3 separate regions of the Homo sapiens genome follow, and regions 1 and 2 are each linked to region 3. Evidence: chromatin contacts called from ENCODE Hi-C data. All regions are on one chromosome and are shown on one strand. The core of a region is the stretch at or near the end of the contact, and the rest is flanking DNA. Distances in the headings are between cores, read along the strand shown. Region 1 overlaps LOC124905177 (a long non-coding RNA gene). Region 2 has its middle 48 kb from the start of MIR3937. Region 3 overlaps LOC105373175 (a long non-coding RNA gene).

Region 1 (3,401 bases), core at 739-3,238, 320 kb before region 3:
GGCTTCATTATTTTGCTGTTGTATCGTCCTCCCCTATGCCTCTATCTTGGGTAACTTTCAGCCACCGCCACTGTGAATATCTGAGTATGCCTTGGCAGGATTTCACTTGAAAAAGGCTGTTCTCTGGAACTGTCTTTCCTACTTTCTCTTAAGTACTTTCTGTAGCCACAGAAGTGCAGACCGCTTAGCATCTGCTCAAGTACAAAACTGATCTTTACATAATGCTGGCTGGGATTGGGGGAAGTGCAAGTAGAAGAAACCATTCTAGTCATTGAGCTTTGTTTTTTGGAATTATAGTCTTAAAATGTCTCTAATTCCCTGGATGTTAATGCTTGTGGAAGGAATAAGTGAGAGTTAAACTTCCCTTCTGAAAAAGAACATAAGCAGGTATTAAAAGAGAGTTATGAGAATCAGTAAGAATTATAGTTAAGGGTGGGACTGCCTGGATTCAAATCGTGGCTCCATCACTTACCATGTGACTTTAGGCAAATTACTTGAAATCTCTGCTTCAGTTGCCTCAGCTGCCAAGCAGAGAGAATAGTAACATCTATGTCATAGAGGTAGATTTGTGAGGACTAAATGGATTAATACATGTGTAGCTCTTGGAAGAATGCCTGTCATGTGGTAAGTACTATGTGAGTGTTAGCTGTAATGCCTATCTTAAGTCTTGAACCCTAGAAGCAGTTCCTGTGATGCCACAGAGTCATACATTGGGTACATATACCTACGCTGAAACTAATAGAAGTGTGAATTGGTGCACCCACTTTGAAGAACTGTTTGGCAGCATTCATTAAAGTGGGATATATACAAATCTATGACCTAGCAATTTCATTCCTAGGAATATACCCAACAAAAATGGGTACATAGGCACACGGAAAGAAATGTTTAAAGCAGCATTAGCTATAACTGTAAAAGAAACTGGAAACTACCCAAATGCCCATCAAAAGTCAGAAGAATAAACTGTTTTGTTCAAGTTCAGTTGAAAGAGTATTCTCAGGAGGGGGAAGGCAGGAAGCAGGACAGGGCATAGGGAGGAGCTAAGGATGTGGTTGAGCTGGAGCCCAGCTTTAACCTGATTCCAGGGTGGTTCTTGGGGCATAAATGACACCAGAGTTATCTTACCATGAAGCAAGGGGGTTGACTTTTTATACTGTTATGTCAGTCAGTCATTGGCTATGAGATGCTGGGGCTGGGGCACTTTGGACTGGGGACTCAGTTCCTGTTAGTTGAGGACAATCCTCCAGAGAAGGCTGCAGCTGTAAGCTCTTAGCAGTCAACAGCTCACAGCAGCTGGAAGCTGGGTGCACCTGCCAAAAAGGGGATCTGGGCGGGGCAACAACACTGTTTATTTTTCATAGCCAGGTTTTTATTGTAGTGACATCAGAAGAACTGTAAGGCCAATGATAAAGCAAGTCTTTCAGAGGTAAGGCACATAGCTTCCTGGGCATTCTTTTTCAGGAGCAGGAATGTCCACATGTGCTCACGAGCCCGAGAAGTCTGTACCTGCAGATGAGTGATGAGCTCGTGAATGTACCTGCTCCTCCAACAGCAGTTGCCTCCGTATAAGCTTAAAGCATTAAGGCTCCCCTTGTCATCATGTTCCTTCCACTCAAGCGGCCCCTCCCTTAGCCCTGCTTCTTGGGATACTTACCTTTCTAGACCACTACTTTTAATCTAAGTTTTTCTCTGCCTTCTGACCATCTCTATTCCTATGAGGGAAGTGAAAAGAAATGTACAAAATACATCGTCATTTATTGGAGGCTCACTGGCTCCTTAGTCTGTTTGCTTGGCAGTGAAATGTCACCACACCAAGAGCTCATGACTTAATCAGCATTTATATAATCTGCCCCTCTCTTTGGGAGATGAAGCCAGTGAGCTCTGCTAGATGCATGTTTGATTTCTAGAAGGTATTTCTGCTGGCCGTGACTCTCTCAGTATCCAGCTCTCCACTTGCACTGAACAAGGCAACATTAAAGCAAGCTGAGTCACTCTGTAGACAAATAGGAAGCCACTTACTTCCCTGTCTCTGCACCTAGGGAATGCTGGGAGAGCCGGTGAACACCCCAGCACTAGTGGGGCTGGGAGTTTTAAAGTACTACATGAAAAAGCCAGACTCACACTAACATACACATTTCTTAATTTCAATTCAACAAAGTGGGAGAGGTGCACATCAGCCTACCTGGGAGGTAAAATCTGGGAAAGGAAACTAGAATGTACAGTGGCACTAAGCTGAAATCTGCAACATGTACCATTTTCAAGCATTGGTTTGTTAGATAGTAAGTAGTTTGCTCATTCATTCATTCAGCTGGTATTCAGTAACTATCCTCTATGTGTCAGTTTCTGTGCTCCATGCTGGACCTATCAAGGAAATTAGCCACAAAACAAATAATTGTAATTGTGATAAGTATTATAAAGGGCCAAATCCAGTAGGAACTGGGAGCTCTAGCATATTGCTTACTACTACCAGGAGAGAAGTTGGGAAGATTTTTAGCATAGGGACTGCTACTTCTGACACACATGAAACTTTGTGGGTTCATCAGAAGGCCAAAACCAAAAAGGTTAAAAAATTAATTTTTGGACTCCAGTGCTTTGCATGCAATGAATGACTGCACAGATGCCTGCCAGTTCATTCACACATTCGTTTGACAAACATCTGAACACCTCCAGGACATACCAACTGGACAGACTCATTTTTGATTCTTCAGGTATAGCCATGTGCCACATCATGACATTTCAGTCGATGACAGATTGCATATACAATGGTGGTCCCATAAAATTATAATGGAGTGATATGATGGAGTAGGCTATACCATCTAGGTTTGTGTATGTAAACTCTATGATGTTCACACAATGACAAAATCGCCTAATGTGCATTTCTTAGAGTGTATTCCCACCCTTAAGCGATGAATATCTGTAGTAACATTTTTGCATTCTGCATCAAGGGCATCATCCCTTTCTTCTATCCTCCCTGGGCTGCTCTGCTCAGATATACCTGAAGATCACCTGGGTAGGTTAGAATTTAAAAGAAAACCCTGATGGAAGAAGAAAATGATTCCATCAAGAAAAATTGTTAATTGTGTTTTCTAAACCTTTTCCCCAAGGAGGTTTTCAAGCAAGCGGTGAATTTTCATGTGCAAAGCAGGAGGGCTTGTTTATGTCTTTAACCTTGATGAACAACAGGAGAGCTGGCCAATGTTCGTGTGATTGTTGGTCACTACGTGACTCAGTGGTCAAAACAAAACCCATGGGACCTGACTCCTGAGGCCTGTGCTTCACTATCAGCCATAACTTCCTCATTTCTTTTTATGGCTGGTGGATTTGGCCCTTTAAATAGCATTGCATGAAGCTAGCGCAGTCAACAGTTCAGGATTTGAGCTAAATGGAGGCAGCATAGGCCAGAT
Region 2 (3,718 bases), core at 642-3,141, 420 kb after region 3:
CACAGCGTCCTCTCCAAGTCACTGATGACAAAGGCCATTTTTCACAGGGGGATATAATCTGCTAAAATCTTCTCCTGCATTCCAGAGTAAGAGCTCCCATATTTCATGGAGCAGGTTAATCACAAATATCAACTGATGAAGTAGCAAGAGAGGAAAGAGAAGGAACCCTCTGGGTCCATGAAAACTTTTGAAATGGGACCCGTTTTGCTTCCCCTGTTTATGCAACAATAAAACATCCTAAAAGCTTGCAACATTTAGCAAAACTCTCTAAAATACCTGGATACAAAATAATATGCTCTTTAAACCAATAGACAATTTATTTAGGAAAGATAATTGATGAGTTATTTATATTAGTCCCCAGTGTCCAGCGCCACCATCATTGAGATGAAGTGCTCAGGACAGAGTGAAATCCCTTAATTACTCTCGTATGTGTTGCGTGTTGCAGGAAAGAAAACATAATGCAAAGTGCTTATATATTTCAGCAGCATAATAGCTTGATGAAGATTTCTAAATTTTTCAAAATGTCATTTCTTTCCAAAAGATGGATTATTTCTGTTGGGGTTTAGTCTACCTAATTATTCCTGCCTTGATTACTTAACTACTCCAGATATTTCATCCCTCCATGCTCTTATCACGTTCGGTATGTTAGAAGAACCGAGGCAGCTTATTAGCACAAAGTAGACAATCCTGTTTCCTGGCAGTTAGTGTGGGCGGGTGGGTTACACAGTGGAGCACTAGAGCCTCTCCAGCGCAGCCTCTATTCACTTGCAGTGGCCTGGGCTCGTCTGAGGCATGTGCTGTCAGAACTTTATTGCCTCTCCTAGACCAGTGTCCACCCTTCCCCCATCCCAGGAGCCAGAGCACGTGAATTCCCCTTTGCTCTCCAACTCTCTTTCTTGTACACGACACAAACCTTGAGTATGGGCTCTGCATTTCTCTAGAGAGCTGCTTCTCAAACTTCAGCCCAGAGGGCTTGTTAAAACAGAATGGCGGCCAGGTGCGGTGGCTCACGCCTGTAATCCCAGCACTTGGGGAGGCTGAGGCAGGTGGGTCACCTGAGGTCAGGAGTTGGAGACCACCCTAGCCAACATGGCAAAACCCTGCCTCTACTAAAAATACAAAAATTAGCTGGGCATGGTGGTGCATGCCTGTAATCCCAGCTACTTGGGAGGCTGAGGCAGGAGAATCGCTTGAACCTGGGAGGCAGAGGTTGCAGTGAGCTGAGATCGTGCCACTGCACTCCAGCCTGGGCGACAGAGCAAGACTCTGTCTAAAAAAAAAAAAAAAAAACCAGAGTGGTGGGGTCCCACGTCCCACTCCCCAGAGTGTCTCAGTCAGGAGGTCTAAGCTGGGGCCAGAGAATATCCCAGGTGATGATGCAGTTGGTCCAGGGACCACAGTCGGAGTAAGACAATTTTTTTTCCTTTTAAAATACTTTACAAATTTCATGCTGTGGTTATTGTCTGTATTAAACCGGAAATTGGGAGGTAATAGCATTTATTTGTTTGAGTTTGTAAATATCCAGTGTCCAGCTCTAGATTCAATGAGCAAAATAACTATTTAGGTAAAAGGTAAGGACCTCACTGAGGAAGGAAGGAAGGAAGGAAGGAAGGAAGGGAGGGAGGGAGGGAGGGAGGTTGGATGGGAGGGGAGGGGAGGAAGAAAGAGAGAAAGAGAGGAAGAAAAAGATATACGCAGTTGGAAAAGCCAGATTCTAGAACATCTCTGGAAGGTGTGATTCTAAAGCAAGCACAGCTCCACGGCTGGACTACAAGGAATGTGGCTTTTCTCTGTGTTTTCCTACTGCACGGGGCTAGCAGGGGTCGATTATCCTACCAACCTGAGTCATTCTTCACTAACGCGGGGGGCGATGGGCAGAGGGCAAGCCGGGAGGCCAGTGCCTGCCCGGGGCGCACCTGTCACGCTGAGGGAGGGCAGCCCGCGCCCTTTGGCTGATCCCACTGCCTGGAAACGAGCCAGACTCCTCTGCCTTTGAAATCCTGTTCCTTGGAGCAATCCCGGCTCGCTAGGTTTAATTGTTTCGTCTCTTTTTTTCTGGTTTATGAAGCCGCCCCGCCTGAAGTCCGCCCCTTGCGCAGCGGCCCGGAAAGGTGGGAGGAGTGCAGGCTGCGCTCCCCGCTCGGGGAGAGTCGGTTCCTATTTCCTGATTATAAAGAAGCATTCTTTGGGAGCTGATGAATTGCGGCGGGGCTAGGGCCGGCAGGACGCGCACCTGTGATGCTCTGCAGCCGCCGGAGTCTGTTTATGCATCAAATGTGCCCACAGATTTTTCCTGGTGCTTGGGGAGACGGGGGAGGCGGTGCGGGCAGCCTCCCGCCCCCCCGCTCCCCCCCGCCAAACACACACACACAGGTTTGAAAGCCTCTGAGACCTTGCTACTAAAAATGTGGTCTACGGACCAGCAGCATCACCTGGGAGCTTGTTAGAAATGCAAATCTCGGGCCCGCCTAGACCTACTGAATCAGCATCTGCATTTTAATGAATCCTGGGGTAATTCCCTATTTACGTTAAAGTTTGAGAAGCGCGACGCAGGGGTCCACGGCAGAGAAAAGGTTAAGAACTCTGATCTCAGACAAGGAAAGGGAGGAAAGAGGAGGGAAAGTCCAGTCCCGGATTTGGAAGGGGGAGCGGAGGGTTAACCCTGAGGTTTACCGCTGGAGTGGAAGACAGAGAAATTAACATATGGAGTGAGTTAGCGGAGAGGTCGTTGAAATTGGGAGTAAACACAGGCAGGGGACAGCTCAGTTTGCCCAGGGGGAGGGGTGGAAAGAGAAGAGATGGGGTTAAGTGGGTGCCACCCACACTCCCAGGAAAGTTGGGTAGGTTGCATGCTGTGACCTTTGGCTCCTCCTCCCGCGTGTTTTCTGAGACTCAACCAACACATTTTGGCACGCACACAGGGTAGACCACAAAACAGCAGAGGCCAGAGCTTGAGGGCAGGCGTGGAGCCGAGGTAAAAAGCACCTGGGAGTTTCTTAATAAGCAGGCTGACGTGGTGAAAAAAATTCTAATGCAGGAAGAAAGAGAAAGCACGTGGTCATAAAAAGTGTGCCCTGGCATCCTACATCCATACCCAAGAGGACATGCCTGGCAGAGAGTGCACCCGTGGAGCCAGGGTGACTGCAATCCTCTTGGGCCCAGATCAGCTCCTGTCTGTGCCCAAGAACCAGCTCGCTCTCCATTTTCTGCACTAGGGGAGGAGAGAAGAAGTCCTGAGAGTGTTAAAGAGCAAGTAATCCAAAAAGAAATGACATGGATTTGGCATAAGGGCCTTTCTAGGCCCCCATCTGACACCCTCTTGCCCTCACTTACTGTCAGCGCTGCTGGAACCAGGTGGTGGTGGTGAGGGAAGGAAACTTGAGTTACAGCTCCAAAGCAGGAGAGATACTTTCCAAATCTGAAGTAGGTGACACACTTCCAGACACCCCTCTATGGCTCTTTCTTCAGTCCTGTTCAACATTTTTTTGCAAGGGGCAGATGGACCAATGTAAGACAAACACCTAGCTGGGCGTGGTGGCTCTGCCCGTAATTCCAACAGTTTGGGAGGCCGAGGCAGGCGGATCACTTGAGGTCAGGAGTTCGAGACCAGCCTGGCCAACATGGTGAAAACCAATCTCTACTAAAAATATAAAAATTAGCTGGGCATGGTGACGCACGCCTATAGTCCCAGCTACTCGGGAGGCTGAGGCACAAGAAT
Region 3 (3,692 bases), core at 205-2,704:
AATTTAAATCTGGTTCCCATCCCAGTGTTCAGAGCACGTTGCTGTTTGATTCTTGCCATCACGTCTTAGAAGACTTTGCCCAAGGTGGGGGTGGGGATAGTTCTAAAGCCAGACAGGCAGGAGGCAGGAGGGTTTATGCAGGCAGATACCACAGGCTTCCAAGCTAAGTGCCTTAGCAGGGAGAGCTCCCGGCTGCTGCTGACATTTCTCAGACAGGAGATCAATAAGTGGGCAGAGCTTGAAAAGCAAATCATGCTTCGACCTGCCCTGGGGAACCCTCAGCAACTGTCTTGGTAGAGAAGGTGTCCCAGAGGAGGCCAGGAAAGACAGGGGGACGCAGAGAGCCTTGATATTCTGAGATGGGGGCAGGGAAATCGAGACTGCCCAAGGAGATGAAAGGGGCAGATGCTGCCATCCTCCCTACTCCCATCCTCCCTCCACAGTTCTTGCTGAGTGTGTTAAGACCCCTGACTTCTGCCTCCTAGGTAAAACCAGACATTTGGAGGTGGATCTGCAGCTGATGTAGCATTTACAGTCCAAATGAGCTTGGCTTGAGCATGGAAAGCTGCTCCAGCTGAGAGACCCTCTATCTGTGGTTGAGCCCCTCCTACTCTCTGTCCAACCAGCACCCAGGAGGAGTTTAAATATTTCTCCACACTCCAATCACATGGTCAAGAAAATTTTCTAAAGCAGATAGTCATGCACTCACACACACAAAGTGGACCCCACAGAACTGGAAGTAGGTACAAAACTTGGTTCTGATCTGGTAAACCTGGTCCACTGCAATAATTTAAACTCTCTTTTGGAAATTCAGTCTCCTTGACTTTAAATTGTCCCTGTCTTAGTACGTTTCGTGTTGCTATAAAGGAATACCTACCACTGGGTAATTTATAAAGACAAAAAGTTTTTATTTGGCTCACAATTCCGATGTCTGGAAAAGTTCAAGATCAGGTATCTGGTGAGAGCCTCAAGCTGCCTCCACTCATGGTGGAAGGCAAAGGGGAGCTGATGGGTTCAGAGATCACATGGTGAAACAGAAAGCAAGAGAGTGAGGAAGGAGACGCTGAGCTCTTTTAACAAACAGCTCTCAAGGGAATTAATAGTTAGAACTCACTCACTCTTTCCAGAATGGCACCAAGCCATTCACGAGGGATCCACCCCCATCCAACACCTCCCATTAGGCGCCACCTCCAACACTGAGGATCAAGTTTCAGCATGAGGTTTGAAGGGGACAAATATTCAAACCAGAGCAGTCTCTCTCTCCAGTTTGCTTTCCTTTACTTGATCCTCTCCAAGATGGTACCTGGATATGGGGTGGGAACATGCTACATCCTTCTGGTGGTGGAGGAAGGGGATCTATCAGTGTTATCATTCCAATTCCTGGGCGCTTCATGTCTCCACCACAACAGATGTCCCACAACGCTGACAACTGCTGAAGTCTGTGGTTAGTGAACCTGTGGTTTCCTCTTTGCTGACTCAGTCCGTACTCAGCCCTTGCTGCTATTGAATGTCCCCTGAGACATGGTCATGACCTCTATTCAATCTCCCATTCAGGTGGCCCAATCCACTCACTTGACTCTAGAATTTTTTCCTTTTTTGAGCTCTTCTGCCTGTGTCTTGCCAACATCTCTGTTCCCCTAGGGGCCTTTGAGCATTTCTGGCATCTTTTGTGTGCCAAATGGAGCCCAGGATAGCTCAGGAATGCTAACTCGACTTGCTCTCTGCCTCACCAGTAGCTACTTGAGGTTACTGCGGGTACACAGCGCTAGGCTGGCTCCTCCTGGAGTCCCAGACAGAGAGTAAAATGACTGCACTTCTGCCATTGGCTTTTCCTTCACTCCAATTAGACAACTCCCCTCTCTGAAACTTTCATCCAGACAGAGCTAGAAGGAGCAGGATTTTCTGGTCTAGTTGAAGCTTCACTCATGCCATATATACTGTCTTCCTGATCCAAGCTTCCTCATGGTTTAGCCTTCATGGCAGAGGCTGGATGGAGAAAGAAATGGTTTCTCTTCTCAGTTTGGGTTCTTTTGAAAGCAAAGCATGACACAAAGTCCTGGGTGAAGGTAGCTTATTTCAAAGGTAATCCCAGTGAAGAAGTAAAGTGAATGAATGGAGAAAAAAGAAGGGATTAAGACACAGTAGGAACAAATATCAATATAATGGAGGGCAACAGGGACTGATTTCCCAGGAAAGCATATAGAATGCCTTGTAGAATTGTCCACTGGAAGGGCAGGAGGTTGGGGCATTTATTCACTAGCCACTGTCTGACCCTGGTGAGGATTGTCCCTGAGGATGTTAACTTTCTCCCATTTCTGAGCTACACAAGCACATGACCTGGGCAAACTTTCACATAAGTAATGAAGGTTCAGGGGCAGAAAGAAGACAGACGCTTGGCTTAAGGTAAGTCTGCCCATTGCAGCTGAGGCTGAAACTGGAGGTGGGCCAAGGGGGTGATGAAGGTCTCTAGAAGTGTCTGATATACTTCCCCAAAGGAAATTTAAATGAGGAGGAATTATTTAGACCATATTACTGTATGCCTTAAATATTTGGTCTAATCTCCTTGTTTTAATGGGAGAAAACTGAGGCTCTACAAAGTCCTGATTCACCCAACATCAAAATAGTCAAACCCTGAGCCATATCTACAACTTGAGTGCTGGAGATTCAGGTCAGAGCTCTTTTTACTGTATCATACAAATCCATTCAGCCAACAATAGAATCTTTATTAACTATCCATGATGTTCATAGGATTGTGAAGTATAACGATAGTTCCTGCTTTCAGGGAAGTTGTAATCTAGATGACAGAAGTTTGTTCCCCAGTCATTATATGTACTTCTTAGAAAGGTATTGGCTTAGGTATCCTCTATTCGATCAGCTAGTACTCCAGAAACATAAGGAAGAGACCAAAGGGCACCCAAAATACAGAGTGCTTATGAGAAATATGCACTCAGAAAGTTATAACTGGATATTAATCTGAGCTAGGAAGGTGTAGCAGGCAGTCTCTAAGAGTCTTGTTCCCAAGATCCCTGCCTCGTAGTATTCATCCCTGCCCTTGTGAAATAGTCTCCTCTTTGAGTATAGGCTGGACCTAGTGACTCACTTGTAATGGATAGATTATGGCAGAAGTGATGAGATGTCTCTTGCAAGATTAGGTTATAAAAAGACCATGGCTTCGGTTCTGGGTGCTTTCTCTCATACTCTGTTGTGTTGTTGGCTCTGGAGGTGGCCAGCTACCATGTCATGAGACAACCCACTAAAGAGGTCCATGTGAGTGAACTTGAAAACACATCCTCTGTGGAGAAATAGGAACACTTTTACACTGTTGGTGGGACTGTAAACTAGTTCAACCCTTGTGGAAGTCAGTGTGGCGATTCCTCAGGGATCTAGAACTAGAAATACCATTTGACCCAGCCATCCCATTACTGGGTATATACCCAGAGGACTATAAATCATGCTGCTATAAAGACACATGCACACGTATGTTTATTGCGGCACTATTCACTATAGCAAAGACTTGGAACCAACCCAAATGTCCAACAATGATAGACTGGATTAAGAAAATGTGGCACATATACACCATGGAATACTATGCAGCCATAAAAAATGATGAGCTCATGTCCTTTGTAGGGACATGGATGAAATTGGAAATCATCATTCTCAGTAAACTATCGCAAGGACAAAAAACCAAACAC

What was found. Hi-C counts contacts between places; a loop is a spot of excess contacts on that map. Pooled maps may share reads with other maps.
Region 1: a loop to region 3 is called in a map with no recorded cell type, with 7 times the contacts of the local background. The contact joins two enhancer-like sites. A Hi-C loop is called at or near these places in 8 of 37 single-sample maps with no recorded cell type and 5 of 50 pooled maps.
Region 2: a loop to region 3 is called in a pooled map, with 6 times the contacts of the local background. The contact joins two enhancer-like sites. A Hi-C loop is called at or near these places in 3 of 37 single-sample maps with no recorded cell type and 7 of 50 pooled maps.

The regions. Positions count from the first base shown.
Region 1 is chrX:38,878,668-38,882,068 of GRCh38, forward strand. All of the region lies in intron 1 of LOC124905177 (a long non-coding RNA gene), which reads left to right. Among named protein-coding and RNA genes, the nearest start is that of MID1IP1-AS1, 76 kb to the left of the region's middle. RefSeq lists an enhancer at 1,128-1,177. Within about 2 kb of position 1,989, at least 9 of the 41 ENCODE cell types and tissues checked have a DNase peak (open chromatin) inside an H3K27ac peak, as active enhancers do.
Region 2 is chrX:39,611,685-39,615,402 of GRCh38, forward strand. No RefSeq gene overlaps it. Among named protein-coding and RNA genes, the nearest start is that of MIR3937, 48 kb to the right of the region's middle. RefSeq lists an enhancer at 2,887-3,086. Within about 2 kb of position 1,892, at least 5 of the 41 ENCODE cell types and tissues checked have a DNase peak (open chromatin) inside an H3K27ac peak, as active enhancers do.
Region 3 is chrX:39,195,282-39,198,973 of GRCh38, forward strand. All of the region lies in intron 2 of LOC105373175 (a long non-coding RNA gene), which reads right to left. Among named protein-coding and RNA genes, the nearest start is that of LINC01281, 130 kb to the right of the region's middle. Within about 2 kb of position 1,455, at least 4 of the 41 ENCODE cell types and tissues checked have a DNase peak (open chromatin) inside an H3K27ac peak, as active enhancers do.